Regions from separate parts of the Mus musculus genome. Here all the other regions are linked to region 1. A link is a loop called in an ENCODE intact Hi-C map of the cell type or tissue named here. Cell type or tissue: left cerebral cortex. All regions are shown on one strand. Each heading gives the region's core, and the rest is flanking DNA. Links, peaks and the distances in the headings are about the cores only.

What was found. Hi-C counts contacts between places; a loop is a spot of excess contacts. Peaks named below come from ENCODE experiments on the same cell type or tissue, not always from the same donor. Only the 100,000 strongest peaks of a DNase experiment are listed, where the experiment ranks them.
Region 2: it touches region 1 in a loop (6-fold over the local background); 2 of 42 quality-filtered maps call a loop at or near these places.
Region 3: it touches region 1 in a loop (2.5-fold over the local background); 2 of 42 quality-filtered maps call a loop at or near these places.

What each region holds. Positions count from the first base shown.
Region 1 is chr5:46,334,982-46,343,040 of GRCm38, forward strand. No RefSeq gene overlaps it. Among named protein-coding and RNA genes, the nearest start is that of Gm40298, 410 kb to the left of the region's middle. In left cerebral cortex, for the core only: no CTCF peak of the experiment used is centred there; a DNase peak (open chromatin) is centred at 3,676.
Region 2 is chr5:46,224,165-46,232,223 of GRCm38, forward strand. No RefSeq gene overlaps it. Among named protein-coding and RNA genes, the nearest start is that of Gm40298, 300 kb to the left of the region's middle. In left cerebral cortex, for the core only: no CTCF peak of the experiment used is centred there; DNase peaks (open chromatin) are centred at 4,689 and 5,037; H3K27ac peaks cover 362 bases.
Region 3 is chr5:46,016,291-46,024,349 of GRCm38, forward strand. No RefSeq gene overlaps it. Among named protein-coding and RNA genes, the nearest start is that of Gm40298, 88 kb to the left of the region's middle. In left cerebral cortex, for the core only: no CTCF peak of the experiment used is centred there; DNase peaks (open chromatin) are centred at 4,994 and 5,285.

The DNA of each region.
Region 1 (8,059 bases), core at 2,268-4,767:
CTCTGGATAGAACATCAACCAAAGTACCCAGTGATATAGTTCTTTCTACAGCTATTGTCATAGGCCTGTGTTCCAAGTTACTCTGGAAGCTGAGGCAGGAGGATTGAAAGCTCCAGGTCAGAGTGGGCAACTTGTGGTGCCTTCTCTCAAAATAAAAGAGTCTGTGCAGCACATGAAAAAATATAAAGGACTCTGGCATAACACACCATATGAATTAGATCTCATAATAACCCATGAGGTAGGTCATATCATTTCTAGTTGCTAAATGAAGTTAACAAGAGGGTATACCACCAGAATCTTCAAAACTGGTAAAAAAAAAAAAAAAAAAAAAAAAAAAAAAGGTTCAATTGTATTTGGCCATTCAAGGTCTAAACTTCTTTCATGTTCTAAACTTCATTCAGTAGCAGCTTCCAGGTAACACAGCGAACGAACAGAGAAGATCATCTGTGGGCTCAGATTTGGAAATATGCCCGTCCCAGTTTTAATGTTAAGATGGTCTAATTGCCTAACACAGCTTAGAAGTATACAGAACTTGTTTTATTTCTTACAAACATTCTGAAGTATGTACCATGTGAGCATAAATGAGAAATCATTGGACCCAAGTCTTGATTTTAATTTATTTTTGAAAGATTTAATTGTGTATGTAAGGGTGTTTTCCCCGTGTATATGTCTATGCAACATCTACATTCCTCATGGAGACCAGAAAAGATCATTGGGTTCCCTGTAACTGGAGTCACTGATGGTTGTGAGCTGCCATAGGGTTGCAAGTGCTCTTAATGCCTGTAGTTCATGATTTTGATTGAGAAGTTGTTGGTAAAATATCAGGAAATGGATCCTGTTTACTATCCTTGATTTGTATTTTCTGGTTTGTGCAGACATCTGTGTCTAAATCCCTAGCTAAGCCAAGGGGGGAGTTGGGGGTGATTGTTTTTCCTGTAGTAAAGCAAAGAGGCTTGTAGTTGGAGGCAACATAAACCTTACTGAAAGTGTCTTATAGGATCAAACCTGTGAACAAATTACAGACAAAAATGGATCTGGAGACAGAGTATGAATCTGTGTGTATACTTGTTGAGCATATTGGTAGGGTGGCATGCAGGGAGAAACAACAAATGACAATTACAATAATTAGAAACAATTAACATCAATCAAAGGCTTACTGTGTTCTAGGCACAGCATCAAGAAACGTGTAGGAACATTACTGTGTTTATATCAGAGGTCTGCTTATCTGGGGGGAGAACTTAGGCAAGCCTTTCAATTTTGTTGACATATATCATATATCCATGTCTAGTCTTCTTGGCAAAGACCCAAACTACAGAAGAATTATACAAAGATAGGTGTTGCTGGTGGTAGTGATAAATCATTTGCTGAGAAATTAACATGGGATATATATGTCATGTAAAAAACTGGTGCTGTTTTGTTTTAGAAAAAAAAAGAGTATTTTCCTCAGCTTAAACAAAAAGTGTTGAGAGGAGTTACATTTTTTCTTGTGTTTTTTTTAAAAATTCTTTGACATTTATATGTACATTATTTTGATTGTATCTGTCTTTACTCCCTACCATCATCCTTCTAATTTCATGTCCATTTTTCTTTCTGACTCATCAAGTGCCATCAGAGCTCCCTATGTGCCAGAGTTCTGGGGCCAGTAGCCATTTCCCATAGAAATGTGACCCCCCTCCCACAGTAGCCACCAACTGCCAATCACTAGTCACCTAGAAGAGGGGCCTTGAGATCCCACCCAGTTCTATGTTGGAATTTTCTACTGGCTTGATCTTGTGAAACTCTTTTACAGGTAACCACAGCTGCCATGAGATCTTGAGTACAGCAGCCATGTCATATCCAGAAGGCAGGCCTTCACATAAATTCTCTCTGTCCTTCTGTACTCATGTTCTTTCAACCTACCTCTTTCTCAGGGTTCACTAAGCCTTGGGGACATCTGTGACTGAGTCTCTGTATTGACTACCTTCATTATCTTCTGCAATAGGCAGTTCTTCTGACCAAAGTTAAGAGGAGCACAACTTTGTGGGTATAATGTAAATATTTAGAATTCAGTTTGTAAACATGACCACTTAGAAAAAGAATAAAATTAGGTTTTCTTCATGGGTCAATGACCATTTTTTCCTTTTTGAACACATGTTTATAGTAGTAAGGATGAATTCTTCAAATCTAATCAAGAGAGTGGTTGGTTATAAACAGTCTTGCCATTATTATACCAGTGAACAAATTTTGCTTAGTAGGTTGGAATTGTACCATGTAGCATCTATTATTTATTAAAACCATTGGTGTTCTTTCTTGCCCAGCAGCCAATACTAGCAGGAGGAACGTTTATTTCTGGTCAGCTCAGGACTTATTTCTCTAGGTTCTGCAACTACAGTATGTAGTATTTCCAGAGACAGGCTTGTAATTATATAGTTATGAAGGGGACCCAGAGCAACAGCAATGCCTATATTGCTTTGGTCTTTCTAGAATCTCCAGGATTAATGTATCCTAGGAGGTAACCTGTACCTGACAGTGAGAATTTGTGTGTGTGTTTCTTACTATACTTTTTACTAGTGTTCAAGATGATAAGCTCCATGTAGCTTCTCTATGAACCTTTCATTTTAGTCAACTTGCCGCTGCCTCTTCTTTCCACAGCCCTCCCCTCATCCACACAAGAACCTATCTAATTTCAGGAACCCTCTCTCTATTTTCACTTCCCCTGTTCTCTACTATCCTGCTTTCATTAATATGTCTCCCACCACTTTCCTGTCTCTAGGTTTTTGGCTTCCACATGACTTTAAGCTACACACAGAAAACATCAGGGTTGAATTTATGACCTATATATGAGGGAGAACACAAAGGTTGCCTTTGTGGGCCTGGGTGACCTCACTCATTGTATTTTCCAAATCTATCCACTTACAGATTTCATTTTTTTACAGCTGGATAACATTCTTCTATACTACATTTACATTTTCTTTTATTTAAAAAGTATCCTCAGAGAGTAGACAGTGGAGGAAGAGCACACAGGATTTATCCAGTTGATTTCTGTGTCAGCATGGGAAGACAGGTTGACAAAGAGTTGGAGACACCTAATAGCAACATGCTGCAAACTCGCAGGACTGCTGGTATCTTATAGAGAGTTAACTATATAAACAAAGAAGAGCTTTAAAAATAAACTTTCAACTGATAATGATTGCCAGGACAGAGGGACCATATAAGACACTACATGAGATAGAATATTTTCCCTGCTAAAAGGTGTGTCACAAAAGCCTGGCAGAGTATATGGGGCAGGGGTTAAATGAATGGGACAATGGTAGAGATGGCACATCCTCCTTTATGTTCTGTATGGAGATGGGTATTAAATACAGGGGAGGTGTGTGCTTGAAACTGTATCCAAAGTCCTCTGAGTAGCCACAAAAACATGTAAGGAAGGGCAAACCAGTGACTTCTGTTAATTGAGTGAACTGTGTCTTCAATGCAAGACAGTCATCTTTGAAAGAGAAAACTTGACAAGTTGCTGGGTGGCAGAGCTCACAGATTGCAAGTGAAATGAGAAAGGTGAGAAGAATGATAGAAGTATATAAACAATTGGTGAATATTCTTTGAGCTCATTGCTTGTGTGCCGTTCATCATGGTAAGCCACAGCCTCAGGCACATATGACTCCTACTCTGTGAAATGCTCACTCTGAGAGGCTGGGGGTGGGGGGGAGTAGCGACTGGAGCTAAATATGGGAATAGCAGATTCACACCTCCCTTGTCACAGAGGCAAGCTAGCAATTATTGAAAGTGGAAATTCACACACTCTTGAACTGTTATTTTTTCTCTTGCTTTCTCTCTCTTTCTGGCTGTAGACATGAGCTTACAATTTAATTCATGTAAATGTTGGGTAGCTATTGTATATGTTACTTGCATTGCATACTCTTTGAAATAATCTTTGCACAAGGTATGTGGATAGTCAGTGCTATTTTCATATATATATATATATATATATATATATATATATATATATATATATACATATGTGCACTAAGTGTGATGAGATACACACTTGGTGCACAAATGCTCTAAGTCATTTGGAAATAAGTGTGGTCTTAACCATGGAGCCAGGAAGAAGAGAAGTGACCATAAGTCCCATGAAAGAATCTAAGTACTAATGGGCCTTTGCTCATCTTCTGGAAAGACTCTTTTATTCAGTAGTATTATGATTAATGGTTTAAAAAGTAGTAGGTAGAACTTTAATTTTTGAGAAGGTCCAGCTGAGTATGGTAAAATTGATAGGAGAAAAGAAAGAAAAAGAGTATTGGAGTGGTCAACCCTTGGCAAAACAAAACAGACTCAGCAGAAAATGGACCATTCCATGCATACCATGAATGTCAAGGAACTTTATGGCAACACTGAGGAACAGTGATGCATATTCAAATGATGGTTCAGGATGGATAGAAAGTCAGGGTGGCAAGCCCCAGAGGAGACAAAATGTACCAAAGGGCATATTGTTAGCAGATTGTTAGGAAAAGTGACTAATAGAAAACTGGCCCGGAGGCATTTGAGTGAATTAGTTAGAGGATCCTAGATTTGCATATTCCTTTGAATTTCTTAAAAGGAAACAATTAGGTGCCTTTCCTGACAGAGGCCTACATTTTTTTTTTCTTGTCTAGAGACCACAGGATGTTCTTGCCCAAGAAGGTGGTGTCCCATCTGTTCTCCCAATCATTCAGTTCCTTCAGATGAACTTCCGGAATTCAGTCTTTGCACTGTCTAAACAAAGAAGTACTATATTAACTCTAGGAAAAATTAGCTGTCACCTCCACCATATACCCTCCAAAACAAACAAGCTAAAGAACTTGACTAGCATGTCTTGCTAGGTACCGGAAAAAGATTTGTAGAAACAAGATATGGGGGTGGTGAAACAGATACTGTGTGGACCCTTTGGATGAATTTTTTTTGATATTGAGGAATTTACTCATATTATATACTCATCATATATATGATGTTAACTTCATATTCTAGAACTATTATCTGGATTTTTTTTCTTGGACTGGTACCTTAAGATTTGAAAATAAAGGTGAATAGTGGAGAAGGAAAGTATCTACTGTGTTATGCTGTTCTTCAGGCATGACACTGTCTGCCATCTTGAATACTCAACAGCTATGTTTATATGCAAACGACCAACACAGGACCTCATAACATTCTGATATGGAGAAAATGGACCATTAGCCACCCCTCTCTGAATATATATATAATCAGTCAGGTTTCACTGGGAGTAAAATTTTCTTGATTTTCTTCAGGTGTGTAGTCATTCCTAAGTTGTCAATGTTCCCATAATTAATTAACACTAATTACTTTCTTTGTCACACTGTCTTTGGCCTGTTATATGTGCCCTGTCTAGGGTCAAAAGATGTTTGATTCTCTATATAGGACAATTTCATATAACACTCCATTGGAAAAACATTGAGAAAAGGATAAGAACTGGGTAGGTGGGAATATTGAAATGATTTTGCTGTAGAAGATGAACGAAATGGTTAATCCAAATATGAATTTGTTAAGATCTGATATAACCTGGGAAATGAGCTTTTAGGCATGCCCTTGAGAGATTATTATGACCACACTAATTGAGGTGGAAAAACCTGCTCACTGTTGGTAGCACCATTCCCTGGGCTTGATCCTAGTCTGTTTAAAATAGGAGAAAATAAACTGAGCACAGGAATTCATCTCCTGTTCCTTGGCTGTAGGAAGAATGTGAACACCTTCCTTACACATCTACCACCATGACTTCCTACCAGAATAGATTGTCCCCAGGAAGTGTGAGCCAAAATAAATCCTTTCTCCCTCGAGTTTCCTTTTTCAGAGTATTTTATCACAGCAGCAAGAGAAGTAACTGAGCTAATAAGAGAGTGAAGAGCTGGCTGTTAAGTTGACTGTGTTTCCTGGAGAATCCCAGAAAACATGCTGCTTACTATGACACTAAGAAGTGTTCACAGAAGGAGCATTTTTTTTAATAGGCTTAACACTGATATGTTTGATAATGGGAAAACTGCCATGAGACTGAACTCTCCTACTTGTAGATGATGGGTTTGGGGAGTGGCTGAAGCAATATGGCAATATTTAAACTTTAGTGACAAAATGGATGTAATTGTAATTGTCACCAAGGTTAGAGATCTATTTAAATAGTGTGTCATGTTCAACAGGAGGGATAATTGAAATTATAGCATTCTTTGGTGGAGGAGATGACAATGGGAATTCAGTCAAGTTGAAATTTTCCAAGTTATATAACTGAAAAAATATTAAGACTGTTGGACTAGGGCTGAGATTAGCTATCATGATAGGAAATTAGGCTCTTTTGCCAAATTTCAGATATGTACCAGTTCATATAATTGGATTCTAATAGATAATAGTTCTTAAAGATCTGTGCAGACGTTTTTCTCTAACCAATATTTCTCTCATCCATACCACAAATACTAATTTGTTTTCTGGATAGCTGTGCATTGGAGAAAGGAGATGTCTTAGAGTGCGGCTATTGGGTCTCTGGACTTGGTAGATCACACCTTCAGTCCCAACGTTTGGGAGGCAAAGGCAGGCAGATCTCTGTGGACTTGAAGCCAGCCTGGTCTAAATAGGGAGTTCCAGGATAGCCAAGGATATGTAGAGAAACCCTGTCTCAAAAGCAAAATAAGACAAAACAAAACAAAGCACAGAGCACTACTATTAGAGGCAGAGTTTAATTTGGTTCTAATATTAAAAGACTTCAAGTTGGACTTGGGTCCAATGGAGAGAGGATAGTGAATGGAATTTGGGTCCAAGTTTTAATTGTTGAGGTTATTATTAAGGACTCAATAAGAGTGGGTAGGTTTCTTATGGTTTGAATATGATACCTCCCTCATGGGCTTATGTGTTAAGTGTACTGTCCCTAGCTAGTGGGCCTATTTGAAAACTTTAGGAAGGGAACTTTTCCTATATTGAAAAATAGGTTTTTGGGAACATGCCTTTGAAGGTTGAACCTGGCCTCTAGCCCATTCTTTTTTTCTCTTCTCTCAGTTTGCCATGAGGTAAACACCTGGTTCTTACACAAAACTCTAATGCCATGGTGCTCTTTCTGGAATATGGATTGAAATCTCTGAGTGTGCCTGCTAAAGAAAATCAGTCCCCTCTTTACTAATGTGTGTCAGGTGCTTCAGTACAGGAATAAGAAAAGTAACTAATATGGGTACCCTACATTTTTGGTAGAAGTTTCATGTTAGTTAGAGTAATTGTGATGTAATGAAAACTTTCAAAAAAAAAAAAGACCAAGCACAAACTTGTGAGACTCTGAGATATCCTATCTTGGCTGAAGGGAATAGTCAGAAATAATACTGCTATTGTAGAGGTCATAATTACACTTTTCCCAAGGATGTACCCAGGTGGTCTATATCAGATGGGGTAAGCCATAATAAGTACACTACAGCATAACTGTGCAGATGTTCTCATCTATCCATAGCTGTTGGGCCAGGTTGGTTCCTAGAGGATGAAAAAAGTCTTGACTGGCATTTGGAATGCATCTTTGAAGGTGAGAAACGTATTCTTTCTGATCTCATGCACAGTCAGGTAGACCAAAATCACTTTACCTTCGGAAGGCAAGACAGTAGTAACCAGGCTCCTGCACTGCCACCACACAGCCAGAAGACATGTTCTCCACTTTGATCTCAGAAGATCCTTATGTAGTGCGTTGTGTTAGTGATAACTCATTCTCAAACTTTCTGTCATAGACAGTAACAGCAAATACATCTAGTCCCATAGACTTGCATAGGGAAAACATTGAGATTCTATGGTGAAGATGGGCTTCACGGAAGGTCCAGAAATGACATCAACAGTGTGCTAGCTTTATACCCACATCTTTCTGACACCTCCCTCAATACACATGTGCAGCCCAAGGCCTATTTCCTATAACAACCATGCTAGTTAATTTTTGAAAACATGACCCAAATATAGACAGACCTGGGAAAGGGACTATAAATTGAAGAATTTTCTCCATCATTTTAGCTTGCAGGCATGTCTGCATGGCATTTTATTTCATTTTATTCCTTTTATTCAAAAATAGACTTTTTTCTCA
Region 2 (8,059 bases), core at 3,538-6,037, 110 kb before region 1:
ATCAGATTTTTTTTTATCTGTTGAGGAATGTTCATGGGACTCTTAAAGCATTTGTTCATGGCTCTTGTAAAATATTTATCATATAAGTATATCATCTTTCTTGTAAAATATTTATCATATAAGTATATCATCTTTTTGTCACTTATTGATGATTTCTTGTCATTTTCTTTTCTTAGAGGATTTCTTGGGATGATTCATGCTTTTAAATTGAAACCTGGAAAGTTTGGATATTCTTAGGTCTTTGTGTCTTATTTAAGTGTCTGCTCTAGCTGGCTTTGTTAAACATTGACTTGGTAGAGAAAGGAGTATCACTTCATTACTCCTGGGTGAGATTAAAATTTTTGTCTTGTGTTTCTGTTGACATACTTGATGATAGGAACTCAGTGTAGATGTGTTGGTCTTTTATTTCTTACTAGACTAATTTCTACATCAGGGGGCCCTGGCCCTTTGTCTAGAGAGAGCAAGCATCTGTCGGGGATCTTTTATTTCCTCCCCTGAGTCTCTCCCAACCTCATTTCTATCTTTCTTGTATCCCAACCTGTCTTTTTTGGCAGTATTTAGTCAGAGTTTGCATTCTTTATGTTAATACATGAGAAAACAGAAACAAATCCCAGAACATTTGTGTCCTTTATTTACATTGCTCAGATGTATTGCAATTAGCAAGAGGAATAGAGAAAGAAAGGACCAAGTACCATAGGAAGCCAATTTTCTTAGTGTACTTTTCATATTTATATTCGGTACATGAGAGTCATCCTTTCACAATGTACAGTTATTGTTTTCTGCATGTATTTGTACAGACTTGTACTCTTGTTGGTCTCCTGGTTAATTCCTACCTGTCCCTCCTTCCCTCTCTCCCTCCCTCCCTTCCTCCCTCTCTCTTCCTCTCCCATTCTTCTTCCCAATATTCCCTCTTTTCTTCCTCTCTGCTTCCTTCTTTTATTTTCTCCAATAATATGACCTTAAAAGGCAGCATTTGAAACTTGTTTCCTTGGGCAAAATTTTGTACCTCTCATAAAAATTGTTTTTATTTTACATGACACACTTCTCTTTTTTATTGTTTGCTTTTTTGGCTGCAAAGAGATGGCCATATACTTAAGGGTCATTATTAATGGTTCTTTCTTGATAAAACCCAAATAGCTTCAACTCTGTAGAACTGCTGACTCTCTCTCTCTCTCTCTCTCTCTCTCTCTCTCTTTCTCTCTCTCTCTCTCTCTCTTTGTGTGTGTGTGTGTGTGTGCCCCATCCTCTTCCATCTCCCTGGTGTCCCTGCCTCCACTCTCTTTTTCACATCCTTGTCTATTTGCTTTGGTTTGTGATCTACTGAGTTTGTTACAGAGATCTGTGTGGTTGTGAGTTTGCAGCTATTTTTTTTGGAGCCTGGAGAGAATCAGCAGTGGTACAGAAGGGGTTTCTCTGTCTGCAATTGTGTACCCTAATTTCCCTCTTTACCAGTCTTTTACAACCCTTTTCCAATCTAGATTTTCACTTAAATATATGAGAAAATGAGGCTTAGAAATAGAGATGGAGTTATTCATGTTTCTATGAATATACAATGTAGTTATTTATTTGATAAATTTTGACTACCTTACTATTTGTAAAGAGATAATGTTAACTACTGAAATGTATGTAAATATTGCTCTTCCTATATAAAATATAATTTGTGTTTTTCAGAGTAGGAGGTAAATTCATGGATTAGAAATAAATGAAGTAGGAGGGGTACAGACATTCTTGGTGTGGGTTAAGTGTGGCATGGACCCAAGTTTCAAAATGAGAAAAGTAGGTCATTATATATTTCAGAGTTTAATCCCAACCATAAGATGTCACTGAGGCAGTCTCAGGAGTTACCCCAAATTGGAGTCAGCTAAGCTGATGATTAGGGGGTCTGGTCTTTTATCAGAATCTCAGGTGGCTATAAACACTGAAATAAAATATCCAATTTTAGGATTGCTTCTCAAATCCAGGCTGCTGGCAACAACTCCAAATTCCGAAAAGTGAGGGCATTTCATTGTGTCGTAATAAGAAAGACCCAAGACATTAGATTAGTTAGCAAGCTAAACTTTGACCTGCATAAGAGTTTGAAAAATCCTGGGAATTATCTCTGCCATGACACAAAGAAAAGTTGACTAATTCATCCATCATCTAAAACTTCAGAAAAAAATTGTACTTAAAAGATAATGAAAAACAAGTTACTGTGGAGGGTTAGAGATTACAAAATTAATCTCTGCTAACACCTGCTTTCCTAAACTGTTTTATCTGTCATATTTCAAATTGTCCAAGTTGGAACAATAAAACTTAAGATACTATAGCAAGGGAAAGTGAAGATACAGCTAATGAGATAAAAAGAAGAGACAATCAATTCCTAACCTTTATATGCGTTGCTATCTCTGCATTTTATATAGCTGCATGTACAAGTACTGACACATTTCTGATTTCAATTTCACTCTGAGGCAAATATTCTGAGTTTAAATGTGGGCTCTACACACTTTCTACATTGTGTTGTTCCAGAAGTGAGTAGGAGTCTGCCTGCCTGGTACATTCCATCTTTGTGGGGTCACTGAATGCAACAGGACTTTGGTCAGGGTGCAGCCCCAACCTAGCTATTTTGTGCTGTTACTTGTGGCAGCCAAAAGGCAGCTTTTCTATTTAAAAAAATCAATAAGGGGGTGCTTGCAAAAACAGTCTTATGAATAATTCCATTTCTCTATGTGCTGACAGGGCTCTGGTATTTCTGTGCAGGGTCACTGGATGATCTTACCTCTGTTCCCTGAAAAGTTATCTTATCAATAGTATTTTGATCTCTTTTAGCCTGGCTAGAATGAGATCTTCCTAGCAAAACCATCTCCATAGAAGAGGTTGCTTCAATGCCACATTTCTGTGAGGGTGTTAAATCCCTACACTGAAAGATGCTGTAGAGTTCCCTAAGCTGCGTTGATATTTATGGGCTATTTATTTGATAAACCATAGAACATGGGTAGTAGGTAACTTAGATATAAAGTCAAAACCATGTTTTGAGGTTAATGGCCTAATACACTTTTAGGATTTATAGACAAAAGGAATACTTAGAGACATTTATTCTCTCTCTCTCTCTCTCTCTCTCTCTCTCTCTCTCTCTCTCTCTGTGTGTGTGTGTGTGTGTGTGTGTGTGTGTGTGTGTGTGTGTGTGTGTGTTTTGCTGTGCACACCCCAAGGCATATGTAGATGTCAGAAAACAACCTTGTTCTCTCCCCTCTTAACCATGTGAGTCCCAAGGACTGAACTCTGGTTGTTAGGCTTGGCAGCAAATACTAGAATATGTCATAGAACCAGCAATTAAAAATATGACTACAAATGTAATGTACAGACAATGAATAATTTGAAAGTTTGCCTGGATACCCTCAGAGAAATTTATATCTCATATCTGCCTATTGTTATCTGTGTGACTTTGTGAAAATAACCTCAATTCTCTAAACCTCTGGAAAATTGAGATAGAAAGAAATATTTACTTTACCAAATTTAGCATGTGCTGAGAGGATCAAATAAGATGATAAATGAAAGAATGTTAATTAAATATAGATATTCTGGGCTACTAAACTCATATTAATATGAAATTTAAACATAAATCTACAGCAGATATATCAATGTAGAACAACATAAAACTAGGATAATTGGGACATAGTAATAGCGACAGTAACTTCATCAGCATAATAGTTTTGAGATTTAATATTATGACGACAACATCTCCCAAAAGTTTTCTTGAAAACCAAATAAACAAGTGGTGTGCTTCAAATGGCTTTAGACATTAACAGAAAGGTCAGGCACTTTCATGTGATAAGCAAAGAAAAGGATCTCAATATTAGCCTGAGAATGACTTCTCATGTTTTGAGACATGTTAGCCTCCAACCGCATCAATTACAAACTTGGCTGCAATAATATTTTAAAATATGACCATTATTGTTTTTGAAGCACTCCACATGTCCAGTTTAGTTACTTTTCTCTGCTCTGTAAGGTGGGAAAGGAGCAGGGAAGGCTGAGCAGAGATTTATCTAAGTTCACACAGAGGGCAGACATCTGCCAGGCATTCTGAGGGTAAAGTGTGCACTCGACTCTCCAGCAAAGAAGGGGTTAAGAATGGCATGGAGCTGGGTCTTTATTGACTTTCAAAATAATAAAAATTCCAAGTCATAAACAAAAATCTCATGAAAAATAAGTAAATTCCACAAAACCCATAACTTGAGCATGCAGGAAGAAAGTCTTATTGGTGGAAATGTCAACACAGGGGTCCTCAGTTATAACTACATTTGCAGTTTCAGTGGCAGATATTAGCTGCCTTCAAAAACGCCCCACAGTTCTCTTCCCTACTTATTTTAAATATGAGTTAAACATGTGGTTAGTGACTCTTTACTGAGCATCTACTATATATGAAAGGCCATGCTAGGTTTTAAGAACTAAGTTTCACAATGTACTGGTGGGTCTGATACGTCTACTTGAGGGCTTGGATAGAACTGTCTGCATTGATGGTCATCTGGCTGCCTATGAGTTCTGCTCTCGAACATAGGACAGGACACAGCTGGCTTTCCACTCTAAGGAGTGAAGCAGTTTGAGTTAGCAATTCATTTAGTTTTAATTAATTTAAATTCAAATGGCTTGTGTGTCACTAAAGTTCCACATTTGATACCTGTCCTCTAGATAGAACTTATAAAGTCTGCCTTGTGAGGTTTTGGATGAGGGCCTTGGAAAAATTCTGTTTTTATATGTTTCTTATATAGAAATGAGGGTGTTAAGTTTTTTCTCCCACCTCTCTCTCCAACACACTCATTCCTATTTTTACTGTGTTACTGTGGTGCCACGTTTTTCCTTAATGAATTTTGAATATATACTGATAGTGCCTGGTACGCTAATGAAAGCTGTGTTCTCTGAATAATATTTTGGTTTCTCCCATTAACTCTCTAGACTGTCAGCTCCCTGAAAATAGCTGGCTGTCATTGCTTAGGTGTAAATGTGTATACTTTAGTGTATGAAGGGTTTATGTGTAGGTCTTCTGAAATCTCTTTTTCACTTTGGGGAAAATTGTTTTTTCTTCTTGTCTTCATGTATTAATAATTTGATCTTACCAGTCTTTTTTGATTGCTTTGTGAACACATGGCTATCATACAAAAACCTATCACTTTCTCATGAGGTAAGCCGCTGTGTGTCTGACATACTTCACACCCTTTTTACATATCATGCACTAGCCTTATGGATTTTCATTATTTCTGCAGAACATGAACATTCTGCCTGTCAAAGAAGAATCTTTTCATCTGTTTTCCTCATGCTCTAGTTTAATCACCAGCTCATTAGAGACACCATCTTTCTTTCCTTTTCCTCAAGAATTCCTGCTATTTCCTTAATTTTTTAAATCTCCTGTCACATTTTTATTTGCTCATTATTCCTTAATGCTGCCTACAGTGAATTCTCAGTGAGGAGAGGGTGTTGCTTTTCTTATTTTCAATACAATGAGTATATTCTTATTGTCCTGTGTTAGAAAAATGTGAAACTATTCAACAAATTTCTGAGTCAGTAAATTGATCACCATTTGTCTAAGGACCCCCCCCCACACACACACACACCAAAATAAACCAAAATGAAGCTAAACTCATCAGAGTATCTGAGTATGGTTCTATGATAGCCAGTCCTAATCTTCTTTCCTCTTCCTTTCCTATCTCTTCAACTATGAAGTGTGGAGGCCTTCATGCTACTCTACTGAAATGTGGTCTTGCCAGAATAAACAGAGGAACTGCACTGATTCACATGATGCAGTTGTCTGTGAAATGAAAGCTATTTTGGCTTGTCTGTGCTAACTTTTACAACAGGGTAATGACTTCTCACCAGATATACTTCTCACCAGATATAGGTGTTTCTCTGCCAAACTTTAGAAGGGCTAAAGTTACTCCATTATGATAATCTCTGCTGTGGTGGTGAGCTTACTGGGAAATGAAGTACATGCTCGAGCTTTCCCTCCAGTTTCTGGACAGATGCCTCATGAGCAATGAAGGCAATATTTATGTGAATACATAGTTCTCTCCTTTGAGACATGGGCATCTCAGAAGAGCATCACAAAGGAAACAATGGCTTTTACAGTAAATACAAAGAGAATGTAAGAATTACTAGGGTTTTGTGGGAAGACCTAGGTAAGAAGAGATAAATTGTTTAACATTGGTCCTGTTAAAAACTCACTTTGCCCTTGAGAATTACTCATGTGGTCCTTGATCTACTTTGAGATCTCAATTAATGGCTTAACTGACATATGTAGGTTTATGCGATTCTTTTGATCCTATGTTTCTGTGTACACCTATTTGACACATTTAAATTTAAAGACTGTGTATGTACAGCTTCTCTGCCTGGAGGGCATTTTAGTTAGATGTTTGCAGAGATATTTCTCTTCTGCTGAAGTAGAAACTTCTGGTCTCTTTGGAAAGTCAGCTATGTCAAAGAATGTTTGGAATTCTCCCCACTTATTTCCAAAGTAGCTGCACCGTTTTGCACTAGAACTATTGAATATAGGCCTTGGGGAACATCATGGAGGAGGGGGCAGAAAGGTTATATGATCCCAAGGACAAGGTCTTCTCTGAGACCGTGTCTCCTAGAAATGACCTGGGAGCTCGTCCATGATGCCTCAACAGTAGGGTTGCCTGAGTAAGATTTGAACAATGACAACAGTAACAGACATACTGTCATGTAAGGGGGAAATCTCATGAGTTCATATCCCTAGAGGAAGATTTATGGGCAACAAGGGACTGCTTAGAGAGGAGAATTAGTCATTCCCAGAGCTGAGCCCTATAAATGCTTATCCAATATCATGGTTAGACCTGAAATCATGCATATACAAGCAACATTAAACAAACTAAGCAGGCTGTATTTATACATTTGTGCATTTATACATAAGCATAACAAAAGCAGCTCAAGGAGAAGAAGCCACAAAATTGAGAAGGAATAATAGGGAGAGGGTATTTGAGGAGTTGGAAGGAAAAGTGGGAAAGGGAAAATGTAATTATATTTCAACTAATATGTATTAGTTGAATATATATAACATATAATTATATATAACATGTATAATATATATTATTATCTATATAATATATAACATAATATAATATATAATATGCAATATATAATATATATGTAAATTTATTTAAAAAATAAAGATCAGATAAGCAATGGAGAGTTAGGAAATGTTTATTGAGTGAATGGATAAATGTGCTTCCTCTGTGTTCTCAGATAATTCTGTGAAAATTTTGAATAGTTACTATTTATAAATGAGGTAAAAAGAAAAATTAAAAAGTAACTTGTGTTTAATATCTGACTTTTCTCCCACCTCTGAGCTTTTCTTAAATTTCTATGACTGAGAAAGGCTAGACGTTGTCACTGGGAAAGGTTTTGACTGGAGTTGTAGGGTCACACCTTCAGAGGGATAGGGTTAGGATTAGGAGTGAATGTCTGTGATGTTAGTATGTCTTAACTCAATTTAATAAACATTTCTCTTACTACTATTGAAAAACATTGTAGTAATTTACTGTGATGGATATTGGTTGTCTATTGTCCTGCATCTGGAATTAACTAAAACCCAAATGGCTGAGCATCTCTGTGAGAGACTATTTTTCTTAATTAAATCACTTGAAGTGGGAAGACCCACTTCTAACCACATTTTGGAAGTGAGAAGATCCACCTTTCATCTGAGCCATACCTTCTACTAGCGGCCTATATAAAGTACATGGAAGAAGGAAGCTTGGTCTCTCCTTGCCAACTTGGTCTTGCTCTCACTAGCATATTCATTTCTTCACTGGCTTTAGAGCCTATTTCTACAGGATTCTGGTATATACTAAAGACCAGCTGAGACATCCAGCCTTGTGGTCTGAACAACTACTGTATTCTTGGATCTTTCATTGTAGATAGCCATTGTTGGACTAGCTGGACCACAGCCTGTAAGCTGTTCTAGTGAACTCCTCCCCCACCCCCACACACAAACACACACACATAACTGGCTCTATAAGTTCTGTTTCTCTAGAGAAACCTGACAAATACATTTACTATTTATGCACATAAT
Region 3 (8,059 bases), core at 3,538-6,037, 320 kb before region 1:
CATCAAAACAATCATCCATCATGATTAAATAGACTTCATCCCAGGGATGAAGGGATGATTCAATACATGGAACTCCATCAACATAACCCACTATATAAACAAACTCAAAGACAAAAACCACATGATCATTTCATTAGATGCTGAGAAAACATTGGGCAAAATTCAATACCCCTTCATGATAAAAGTCTCTGAAAGATCAGGAATTCGAGGCCCATACCTAAGCATAGTAAAAGCAATATACAGAAAATCAGTAGCCAACATCAAAGTAAATGTAGAGAAACTTGAAGCAATCCCACTAAAATCAGGGACTAGACATGGCTGCCCACTCTATCCCTACCTATTCAATAGAGTACTTGAAGTCCTAGCCAGAACAATTAGACAACAACAAAAAAAAGTCAAGGGTATACAAATCCAAAAGGAAGAAGTCAAAATATCACTGTTTGCAGATGATGTTATAGTCTACTTAAGTGACCCCAAAAATTACATCAGATCACTCCTAAACCTGATAAACAACATCAACCAAGTGGCTGGATATAAAATTAACTCAAACAAATCAGTAGCTTTCCTGTACTCAAAGGTTAAACAGTCTGAGAAAGAAATTAGGAACATGACACCCTTCACAATAGTCACAAATAATATAAAATAATTTGGTGTGACTTTAATCAAGCAAATGGAATATCTGTATGACAAGAACTTCAAGTCTCTGAAGAAAGAAATCAAAGAAGATCTCAGAAAATGGAAAAATCTCCCATGCTCATTGATTGGCAGGATTAATATAGTAAAAATGGCCATCTTGCCGAATGCAATCTACAGATTCAATGCAATCCCCATCAAAATTCCAACACAATTCTTCATAGAGTTAGAAAGAACGATTTGCAAATTCATTTGGAATAACAAAAACCCAGGATATGGAAAACTATTTTCAGCAGTAAAAGAACTTCTTGGGGAATCACCATCCCTGATATCAAGCTGTATTACAGATCAGTAGTGGTAAAAACTCCATGATATTGGTACAGAGACAGGCAGGTAGATCAATGGAACAGAATTGAAGACCCAGAAATGAACCCACACACCTATGGTCACTTGATCTTTGACAAGGGAACTAAAACTATCCAGTGGAAAAAAGACAGCATTTTCAACAAATGGTGCTGGTTCAACTTGAGGTCGGAATGGGGGAAGAATGCATATCAATCCATTCTTATCTCCTTGTACAAAACTCAAGTCCAAGTGGATCAAGGACCTCCACATAAAACCAGATACACTGAAACTAATAGAAGAGAAAGTGGGGAAGAGCCTTGAACTCGGTACAGGGGAAAATTTCCTAAACAGAATACCAATTGCTTATCAAGAATTGACAAATGAGACCTCATAAAGTTACAAAGCTTCTGTAAGGCAAAGGACACTGTCAATAGGACAAAATGGCAACCATCAGATTGGGAAAAGATATTTACCAATCCTACATCCCATAGAAAGCTAATATACAATATAAACAAAGAACTTAAGAAGTCACTTCAGAGAACCAAATAACCCTATTGGAAATGGGGTACAGAACTTAAAATAGAATTCTCAACTGAGGAATACTGAATGGTTGAGAAGCACCTAAAGAAATGTTCAACATCCTTAGTCATCAGGGAAATGCAAGTCAAAACAACCCTGAGATTCCACCTCACACCAGTCAGAATGGCTAAGTTCAAAAACTCAGATGACAGCAGATGCTGGTGAAGATGTAGAGAAAGAGGAACACTCCTCCATTGTTGGTGGAATTGCAAGCTAGTACAATCACTGTGGAAATCAGTTTGGTTTTTCCTCAGAAAATTTGACATAGTACTACCTGAGGACCCAGCTATACCAGTCTTGGGCATATACCCAAAAGATGTTGCAACATATAACAAGGACACATGTACCATTATGTTCATAACAGCCTTATTTATAATATCTAGAAGCTGGAAAGAACCCAGCTGTTCCTCAACAGAGGAATAGATACAGAAAATATCACACATTTACACTATGGAGTAGTAGTCATCTATTAAAAACAATGAATTCATGAAATTCTTAGGCAAATGGATGGGATTAGAAAATATCATCCTTAGGGGACTAATATCCAATATATATAAAGAACTCAAGAAGGATATTAGCCCAGAAACAGGATACCCAAGATATAAGATACAATCTGCTAAACGCATGAAACTCAAGAAGAACGAAGACCAAAGTGTGGACACTTTGCCCCTTCTTAGAATTGGGAACAAAACACCCATGGAAGGAGTTACAGAGACAAAGTTTGGAGCTGTGACGAAAGGATGGACCATCTAGAGACTGCCATATCCGGGGATACATCCCATGCTGACACCATTGCATACACTAGCAAGATTTTGCTGAAAGGACCCAGATATAGCTGTCTCTTGTGAGACTATGCCGGGGCCTAGCAAACACAGAAGTGGATGCTCACAGTCAGCTATTGGCTGGATCACAGGGCCCCCAATGGAGGAGCTAGAGAAAGTACCCAAGGAGCTAAAGGGATCTGCAACCCTATAGGTGGAACAACATTATGAACTAACCAGTACCCTGGAACTCTTGACTCTAGCTGCATATGTATCAAAAGATGGCCTAGTTGGCCATCACTGGAAAGAGAGGCCCACTTGCAAACTTTATATGCCCCAGTACAGGGGAACGCCAGGGCCAAAAAGGGGGAGTGGGTGGGTAGGGGAGTTGGGGGGAGGGTATGGGGGACTTTTGGGATAGCATTGGAAATGTAAATGAGGAAAATACCTAAGAAAAAATATTATAAAGAAAAGAAAATATCATCCTGAGTGATGTAACCCACAAATGAGTACACATGGTATGCACTTAGTAATAAGTGGATATTATTAAAAAGCTCAGATTACCCAAGGTATAATTCACAGACCACATGAAACTCAAGAAGAAGGAAGATCAAAGTGTGGATGCTTCAGTTCTTCTTAGAATGGGGAACAAAATACTCAAGGGAGAAAATATGGGGACAAACTGTAGAGCAAATACTGAAGGGAAGACCATCCAGAGACTGACCTACCTGGTGATCCATCCCATATATAGTCACCAAACCCAGACACTATTGCAGATGCTGACATGAGCCTGATATAACTGTCTCCTGAGAGGCTCTGCCAGTGCCTGTCAAATACAGAGATTGATGCTCTCAGCTAACCATTGGACTGAGCATGGAGGAGCTAGAGAAAGGACTGAAGGAACTGAAGGGGTTTGCAACCCATAGGAAGAACAATTTAACCAACCAGATCCCCAGTGACTAAACCACCAACCAAAGAGTACATGTGGAAGGATCCATGGCTCCAGCCTCGTATGTTGCAGAGGATACCCTTTTTGGATATCAATGGGAGGAGAGGCCCTTGGTCTTGGGAAGGTTCAATACCCAAGTGTAGGGGAATGCCAGGGCAGTGGGTAGGTGGGTGGGGAAACACCCTCATAAAAGCAGTAGGAGGGAGGATGGGATAAGGGGTTTCCAGAGGGGAAACAGGGAAAGGGGATAACACTTGAATGTAAATAAACAAAGTACCCAATAAAAAGCAAATGGAAGAATTAAAGCTAAACTAAACTAAACTAAAATTATGACTTTCCTTCCTGTTTCCTGGAGAGCACACACTGAGGTGTTCACTGAGACAGTCTGTATTCAGTTAGTAAAGGAAACTGGACTGATCTGCATGAGTGTGCATGGAGCATGCATCTTGCTGGTCTTTCAGCTTCTGAGTTCTCTCAGCAATAATTTTGTGCCCTTCAATGATACCTGTACACCTCTATCTGAAATCCTGCAGTCTGAAAGATACAGTCCTGTTTGTCTCTCCTCTCTGAGGAAAGTCATTTTTATCTTGTATTGTCGGGACATTCTCTTTATTCCTGATATTCATGGGAGCCTTGGCTTTTGTTGCCCTTCATCGATACCACAGTAGAGCTATTTTGCATTTCTTCATCTCCTTCATCGATACCACAGTAGAGCTATTTTGCATTTCTTCCTCTCTCCCCAAATATCTGTCTTTACAGGGACTGTGACATGAGCTGAATGAATTATACATCAAAGTGCAGATTCATCACTGGCTAATGTTACATCTTTATGGAGATTTTCGTGTTGTATATTCACTTCATGATAGAGTATAATGTGTGCGGTTTCTGGCTGCTGGCAGACATTCAGCCACTGTTTTTAGTGGGCTTTGGGTTTTCCCTAACAATGCCTAGATATGTTTCCTGTGAGGACATTATTGTTACTGGTTAATTTACATTTACCAACATATTAAGTACATTTAGCCATCTCCACAGAGTCCTCATACAGAAACAGAAATGTGCAAAATTAATAGGCGAGATACTTGTTCCTAAAGCTGTCTGTTCAAAGTGATCAGCTTTCCACAAAATGGTATTATAGTTTTGATCTGAGGATTTTAGTTACATTTTCTTATAATATGTGAAAATTTAATACTATTGCACAAACCAATTATGTCAATATCTATTGTGAATATATATCATTAAAGAATTAAATTGCCTGTGTCTTTGTCTCTAGCATACATACATTTGCTTTAATTTTAATATATTTTATTTTTAATTGACATAAGTGCATATATGTATAAATTATGGTGTATTTAATACATTATATATTATTTTTAATTGACATAATTGCATATATTTATAAGGTATGATGTATTCAATATATAATATATATGTGTGTATATGCATATATACACATACATATATTATATGTGTGTGTGTGTGTGTGTGTGTGTGTGTGTGTGCGTGTGCATTGGCTAGATCAGAATAACTGATATATCTGTTATTACCATCTCTGAGTTCGAATTTACCTCTTCCTTGGAACCTGTTCACATCCATCCAGCCCACTATGCTTTTTTCCCTGTTTCTATTCATATAGGATTCATAGTCTGTAGCATATCATTTGAGACTGGTGTGCTAGCTATTACACAAATGTGGCACGATTTGAAATCACAGTTACTCCCTGACTACCTCAGCTGTCCAGAAATGAATGGGGACAGAATCGGTTTCCAAAAATGTTAATTGCTCCAAATATTCTTCCTAATTCTATGTATCAGATTCTAAGGCTGCAGTTGATATCAGTAAGTGATGCTTTGTGTGACTCATTAAATAAACACAATAGCTTGTGATAAATCAATATGCATAAAGCAGTAGAATATGTTTTGCACCAGATTTTTTTTTCCTGGACCAGGAAGTTTTTCTTCTGCATAGTTTTCATAAAGCTGCACCCACAGGAATAGCACTTGGAGTGGGTAGGGGAAAAAAATTCTGCCTCCCAGAAAGTTGCCTCAAAGTGAGTGTTGCCCCTGGGCTGTGCTCTGTACTGAAAACATGACAAACTCAAGGAGGTGGATGGTGTGAGAGCTGGGACTCTGAACATGAAGGAGAACATTGCTTGCTCTGCCCTGGTGAAAAGGGAAGACTTTTACTTTTTTTTTTCTCTTTCTTTTGCTCCTAGGATGGTAGCCCGTGTTTGTTACTCAATGACTGTAGATGTGCTTCACATATAATGAGGTCAAGCAACTTCTGTGGTTTTCCGTCAGAGGATCATGTATACACTTACCAGTCTGTCTGTAAGTAGTGACATCAGCAGAGTGCAAAGCCCAAGTTGGTCTTTAGTAAACCCAGTGAACCATAATTTTGGTATTAAGCCCTGACATATCTATCACATTACTTTAGGTGAACAAATCATTTGCTTTCATACCAGTTAAGAACATGCTTAAAATTTGCCAGAATCTGGACCCGTCTCTCCCTCGCACCTGGTAGGTTCCTATTTATTGCTTACATCATTTACCATTTTGCCCAGAGAAACAGCTTAGATTGCTGGGGAGCTTGTAACAGGTGTAGTGTATGTTCTTGTTTTTCCTAGTAGCAGATGGTGCTGAAAGACGATCATCTCTCTGGGACCATTACAGGATAATGCACGGGAATAAATAAGCACAATGATAGGTCTCAGCTAAGACAGCCGGGGATTGGGGTCGCGGTCCAGCATTTGAAAATGGTACACATAACACTGGGTAGCTTTGTCCACCAGCTCTAAAACTATTTCTTCTTTTACTTTTCCTGCAGCTAAAGATTCCATCTCCCCCCCAATCAACCAACCCACTTTTCACTTGAATTCTAGAGTAAAACAGAGCCAAATAAAAGGGAATTTCTGACAGTGCTTTCCAAGTAATTTTCTTGGAGTTCCTCCCCAGGCCCAAGAAATGTCTGTTTTTATTTTAATGGATTTGATGGGACCTGGCCTTTGATCTTGCCCTCTTAAAAGTCAGAGCAAGGAAAAGTTAATCCCAGCGATTCTATCCTAATGCAGCTCTGCTGCTTTTCAGGAAGGACACCGCGTGAGTATAAGTTAACCTGCTGTCGCACTGAGGATAGCATATTCTTTTGTGCAAGAGTTATCTGTCCTGGGAAAGACTAAAGTCCATGGGTCCCAGTACATCCATAACTAAACATATGTATGCATGCATATATTCTAGTTATACCACTATATCTCCCATCTTTGAATGCATGTTTAGGTTTAACAATGGCAGACCAATTTTGCAGCCAGACCTAGGTTCATATTTTTTCCTCTTTACATGTTTAAATTTTATTTCTTAATGCTTCAGCCTCAGAGCTGCTGGGAGAATATTGTTCCCTTGACTTAATGTGATTTTTTTTCCCACATGATGTATTCTTAGACTGTCCCAGCTTCTCTTCAGTTACTGACAACATTGTTTAGTCAATTTGAGGCTAAAATGCAGAAAAAGCAAAGAAATACTATTTTAACAGTTTGCTCAATTCTTTTACATACTATAGTCACTAGTAGGAGATTTCTGACCAGCAGCTTTCTTAAGTAGTCTTCATTTCTTTTAAAGAGGAGGAGGAGGAGGAGGAGGAGGAGGAGGAGGAGGAGGAGGAGGAGGAGGAGGAGGAGGAGGAGGAGGAGGAGGAAAAAGAAGACGGAGAAAAGAATTCTGTGATGTCTTTGAAAAATAAAAGGCACAAGCTATCAAATGACATAACATTTCCCCAATCATCTGAGTGTATGTACACATGTGGGTTTATGGATATAGATTTGTTTTCTTATTTCTCAACACTAAAGTTGTTGATTCTTTTTTAAAATTCTCATTATGTGTTTGCATCTAAGTCCCAGAGAACTGCTTCCATTCCTGTGCTGAAAAAATAAGGAAGTAAATATTGAAAATGTGGCTTTTACACAGAAAAATCTGGCTTTAGCATAGGCATTTAAACTACAGTTAAATCTCATCGCTGCAAACATCTGTGGGGCCCAGAGGGTTAATTTTTGATTGCCTACTCTACCTGCACCCTAGAAATGAAAGATGCGTGCGTGCAAAAAGAACAAAAACAGACTGTCTTTGTGACGTCACAAGCATCTGCCTCTGAGTTTCTCCACGGAACATAAATGGCTACAAGAATTGAAACAAAACCAGAAGAGAAATCTCTTTTAAAGTGAGATTTTTTTTTCCATTTAAAGCTTTAAATTTATTATGCCTAGGTTTTGTAATGTCTGAAAGAGCAGGTGCATATACGGAAGGTGTTTGGGGCCAAAGACAATTCTGAAGAAACCCCACTCCACCTCTCCCCCAATCTGATTAAATTGCCAAAGAGCTCTCTGAAGTATAAACAAAGTTAGGGGATTCTAATAGAAGCACACAAATACAAAATTATTCTTATACTGATCATGTTCACTAAGCGTGTTCAGCACAAACCATACATTGTACAACGTGGTAAAAAAAATCCCTTTGTTATTTACCATGAATAATTAGCCTTAGCTTCATGTTACAGGCAATATTTAATCCTTGGTATTTTTAATTTTTTTTTAAGTATTATCATCCATTCTTGTCGAGCAGGAGTAAATTTTCTCAGGAGTTACTGCAAGATAAACACTGCTTAGAAACCATAATTTTTCCATTGTATTTGTCTAGTTAATAAAGGAAGGCATTTTATTTTCCTCTGGTGACCACTTGTACTTTGTTCAGTAATTAAGGAAGTAAGCCAGCTCTCCTAGATTTTAACCTTTCTATAACCTCTGCAG